Linked DNA regions of Homo sapiens: region 2 is linked to region 1. A link is an interaction called in ENCODE POLR2A ChIA-PET data of the cell type or tissue named here. Cell type or tissue: A673. All regions are shown on one strand. Region 1 has its middle 8.5 kb from the start of DRAM1-AS1. Region 2 holds the start of LINC00485 (long intergenic non-protein coding RNA 485).

Region 1 (2,500 bases):
ATACTTGCTCCTTCAAAATGTTTCTAAATTGTTGTTCACTGTTTTGTATTTCATCTCAGTGCTGCTTTATTTATAATATTATTAAACCTCAAAGAAACCCATATGGTGGAAGAGAATGAAGAAATTTTGTGATTTCACTGTTTTATTCCTTTATGAAAGAACTGACTTGAAAGTGAAAATTGTTTTAGTCTGCTTTTTATTCACAAGGACTGTGTCCCTGCTTTGCAATGGGATGGCTTAAACAGACAGGTAAATTATATTACACAATAATTTTTTTGACTGATGTATAATTCTAGAGAAATTGTCCTCTTTCCAACAGGTATGTGAAAGTTTATGTAGATAGTTGCTGTTTATATTTATTTATTATTTTTTTAATTGTTTTGTTTTGTTTTTGTTTATATTTAAATAAAGCAAACCCAGCCTTGCAAAAACACAAACATTTTTGTCCAAATACAGACAAGGAATATTGCTACCAGCAGCCCCACTCCTTAAAAATTTCTCGGTTCTTTCTAGCATTACATATTTATTCCTACTGCTTACCATTTTTTCCACTATATTGAGGACCTATAAAAAGCTAGCATTTTTAAGCTAACTTATTTATTTTCATGAGTTCATAATTGTTATATATATTTATGGGATACATGAGATGTTTTGATACCAGCATATAATGTGTAATGATCAAATCAGGTAATTAGGGCATCCATCACCTCAGCTATTTATCACTTATTTGTGTTAGGAACATTCTAGTTCCACTTTTTTTAGTTATTTTTAAATATACAATAAATTATTGTTAACTATAGTCACCCTATTATGCTACTGAATACTAGCTCTTATTCACTTTATCTAAGTGTATTTTTGTATTTATTAACAAGTCCCATTTTATCCACCCCTGCCTGTTACCTTTCCCAGCCTCTGGTAACCATCCTTCTACTCTCTGTCTCCGTGAGTTGTCTTTTTTTTTTAGCTCCCACATGAGTGAGGAAATGCAATATTTATTTTTCTGTGCCTGGCTTATTTCACTTAACGTAATGTCCTCTAGTTCCATCCATGTTGTTGCAAATGACAGGATCTTACTTTTTATGGTTGAGTAATATTCCATTGTGTATAAGGATCACATTTTCTTTATCCTTTCATTCACTGATGTACACTTAGGTTGATTCCATATCTTGGCTGTTGTGAATATTGCTGAGAGTACAGATATCTCTTTGATATACTGATTTTCTTTCTTTTGGATATATACAGAGTAGTGGGATTTCTGGGTCATATGGTAGTACTATTTTTATTTTTTTTAATGTTATACTGTTCTCCATAGTAGCTGTACTAATTTACATTTACACCAACAGTATACAAGAGTTCGCCTTTCTCCACAACTTCACCAGCATTTTTTATAGTTTGTCTTTTGGATAAAAGCCATTTATGGAGAGATGATATCACATTATAGTTTTGATTTGGATTTCTCTGATAACTAGTGATGTTGAGCATTTTTTATTTACCTATTGGCCATGCGTATGTCTTGAGAAATGTTTATTCAGATCTTTCGCCTTTTTAAAAATCAATTATGGCCAGGTACAGTGGCTCATGCCCATAATCCTAGCACTTTAGGAGGCTGAGGCGGGTGGATCACCTGAGGTCAGGAGTTCGAGACCAACCTGGCCAACATGGTAAAACCCTGTCTCTACTAAAAATACAAAATTTAGCCAGGTGTGGTGGCATGGACCTATAGTCCCAGCTACTCAGGAGCCTGACGCAGGAGAATCGGTTGAACTCAGGAGGTGGAGGTTGCAGTGAGCCGAGATGGTACCACTTCACTCCAGCCCAGGTAAAAGAGCGAAACTCCGTCTTGGGAAAAAAAAAAAGAATTATTGGTTGTTTTTTTTTTCCTATTGAGTTGTTTGAGCTCTTCATATATTCTGGTTATTAATCCCTAGTCAGACAGATAGTGTGCAACTATTTTCTCACATTCTGTGGGTTATCTCTTCACTTTGTTGATTGTTTCCCTTGATGTGCACAAGCTTTTTAGTGTGATGTGATTCCATTTGTCCTTTTTTTTTTTTTTTTCTTGCTTTGGTTAACTGTGCTTTTAAGGTCTTACTCAATAAATCTTTGCCCAGACCAATGTCCTAAAGTGTTTTCCCAATGTTTTCTTCTAGTATTTTCATAGTTTCAGGTCTTAGATTTAAGGCTTTAATCCATGTGATTTGATTTTTGTACATGGTAAGAAATAGGAGTCTAGTTTCATTCTTCTGCATATGGATATCCAGTTTTTCAAGCACCATTTTTTGAAGAGGCCGTACTTTCCCCAGTGTATGTTCTTGACACTTTCATTGCAAATGAGTTCACTGTAGATGTATGGATTTCTTTCTGTGTTCTCTATTCAGCTCCATTGGTCTATTTGTCTGTTTTTATGCCAATACCACACTCTTTTGGTTACTATAGCTTTGTATTATAATTTACAGTCAGGTAATGTGATTCCTCCAATTTTCTTCTTTTTGCTCAGGAT
Region 2 (2,500 bases), 850 kb before region 1:
ACACTGCAGCCTACAGAAAAAGCCAATTTGGAGGTAGAATCAAAAATTCTTGCAAAATAGGGCAAGACAAACCAGTCCTTCAAATATGAGGAAGTGAAAAGAAAGCACCCTATTGCTCCAGGAATACTGCTCCATCCCCACTCATTAAAGGATTGTAAAATAAAAGTTGCCAAAATCTGCCACCAGGTGTATAGTTTGAGGAGGGGGAAAGATAATCCGTTAATATACAAGGTTTTAAAACTCAAATTATTGCACTTTTCGGGCTTAATTCCACAAGTTTTTAATTGAAAATAAAATAAATATTTTATTTGGGCTCAGTGAAAGACTAGACACATTAAAATGATTACTGCAAGGGCGATGCAGCAGAACCTCTATTGCTCCACCCTGTGGAGTTGATTTAGGATATTAGTCTTTTTGCCTAAGCACCGCTGGATTCCTCGACCTCCTTTTCTCTTCCCTCCCCAGGAACTCTCCAACCTGAAAAGGAACGCCTTCCACTCATCAGTCCTGGCTTAGAACCAGCTTAGCTGGAACCAGAAACATGCTCCATTCATTTCAAGAGATTCAACCCTCATCGTTCCAAAAATTTAGTTTATATTTGATGAACTTAAAGTGGCATCCCGTCAACATACAGGCGGGGACGGTGGGTTTAAAACCAGTCCCATCCCCAGTTTGCCTCAGAATCCCCAAGGCCAGCAGGACTGCCTAGAGATCAGGAGTGAAGCTGGGAATGACCATTTGGCTACTGCAGCCCTCACCTTGCGCTTTTCCACCTAGATTTGTTTGTGGGGCAGGGGAGAGAACTGGAGAGAAGTGGGGCGGTGGTGGACAAATTCTGGGGGATAGGTGAAAAGAGAACATGAGACGTATCCGAATAAAGTTTTCTACGTCCTCAAAGAGAAATGGCACTGACGGAGAAACCGAAAAGAAACCTTCAGATTCTCACCAGCGGTGATTTGCGCTGCAAAGGGCGCAGAAACGCGGCTCTCAGACCTTGCCTGCGCGTGGGTTAATTAAAACCAATCCAGGTTCTGCAGCCCCCGACTCCTCCCTGCGGTTTAGCAGAAGGTAGGCGGGCTGCCCCAACCCTTAAATACCCACGGGTCGACGCCGGCCAGAACCACGGACAGCTCCCGCCCTGTGGCCCATGTGTCCTCCCAGCGCTGTGCGGTCTGCAGTTTCACCCGGAGGACAAGGAGTGTGGCTGCAGATCGGGTCGGCCTGCCCTTGCTCTGCTTCTTCCCCACCCACACTTGGTGGGTGTCTTCTAGGCTGTCCAGCCTTGAACTAAGCACCCCAAGAGGAGTCAGAGCCCGAGAGATGAGAAAGGGGCGCCCGATGAAGATCTAGGTCCGTCCCTCTCTGGGAGCTCAGCTACTGCGCCCGAGAGGCAGCGCTCAGACAGCGGGGAGGAGGCGGCCGCGGAGCCCCCGGAGATGGAGGGTGAAGGCCTGCTTTCAAAGTATCCCACGTCGTTCAGGTACCACTTCCTTTGAGAACTCTTGTTTGCTCACAAATGAGAGAGAGAGACCAGAGACGTATGAGAGGCCTCACTGTACAGTGAAACTGAGGTTTCCCAGCATAATAAGAGCAGTCCTCATCCACTTTCCCCTCCCTATCCCTTCTCCACGCTCTTTCTAACTTGGTTCTTCGAGGAAAGAGGTTAGCCAGATGTGAAACTCACTCATCCATCGCGCTTCCCCTTTCCCCAGCCACTGGTAGGTCTTCACACTCCCCACCTCCCTTCTTCCCAGACCTGCCAATCTTCAGGTCCCATGGAGAGAGCTGAGAAGAAGGTTGAATCTCCAGGGCCCAGATGGGTTGGGACCTGGGGGTTCTCTCCTTCTGGTGGAAGGTGGAGAGGGAGTGTGAGATCCTTCTGCTTCAGGTTGGTCTTTTCTACTGGCTTCTGTTTTAAGTGCAGGGGAGAGCTCAATGAAAAAGTCTGTTTCTCCAAGACTGAAGAAGTTTTTTGCAAGTGCAACCTTTGTTCAAAGAGTTGGACCTTTCTTTGTGTATGTGTGAGGAGGGGTGTGGGGGGATGAGTGAGGAATTCTGGGAAGCATATTTTAATTCATTTGATCAATGGCTTCCAAGTGTTCGGTCTCTGTTAACCCCCAAAGGACTCAGGGCTCGTCGTAGAGAGAGTGGGAGGCTGGACTAGGCAGTGGGGAGAAGATAGAGGAAGGTGGAAGGTGGCCACCAAGTTTTCTTCTTGGTTGGGCATTAGAATGGGAATGCAGACATGCTGTTGTCTTTAAGGATTTAGAATATAAATTACTGCTGTTGGTTATGGGTATCCGAACTAGAATCAGAAGCAGGAAGTGTTTGTAAAAGGGTGTCTGGAAATCTGAAAACTAAATATTCAGTTAGGCTTTACCTACTTAGTTGAAGACAGAAAAAAACAACCACCTGATATCTTCAGGCAAGTGCTGCATGCTCTAAAAAGACACCATTTGGGGAGTATAAAAGAATACACCAACATGATCTCTGCAGCAAA

What was found. Peaks named below come from ENCODE experiments on the same cell type or tissue, not always from the same donor. Only the 100,000 strongest peaks of a DNase experiment are listed, where the experiment ranks them.
Region 2: POLR2A ChIA-PET joins it to region 1 with 7 read pairs; 3 of 35 experiments call an interaction of 5 or more read pairs at or near these places.

The regions. Positions count from the first base shown.
Region 1 is chr12:101,971,447-101,973,946 of GRCh38, reverse strand. No RefSeq gene overlaps it. Among named protein-coding and RNA genes, the nearest start is that of DRAM1-AS1, 8.5 kb to the right of the region's middle. In A673, no CTCF peak of the experiment used is centred here; no DNase peak of the experiment used is centred here.
Region 2 is chr12:102,823,276-102,825,775 of GRCh38, reverse strand. LINC00485 (long intergenic non-protein coding RNA 485) reads left to right here and starts at 1,377. Exons shown (of 5, transcript NR_033855.1): 1 at 1,377-1,480. RefSeq lists silencers at 625-802, 991-1,285. In A673, no CTCF peak of the experiment used is centred here; a DNase peak (open chromatin) is centred at 1,135; H3K27me3 peaks cover 2,500 bases.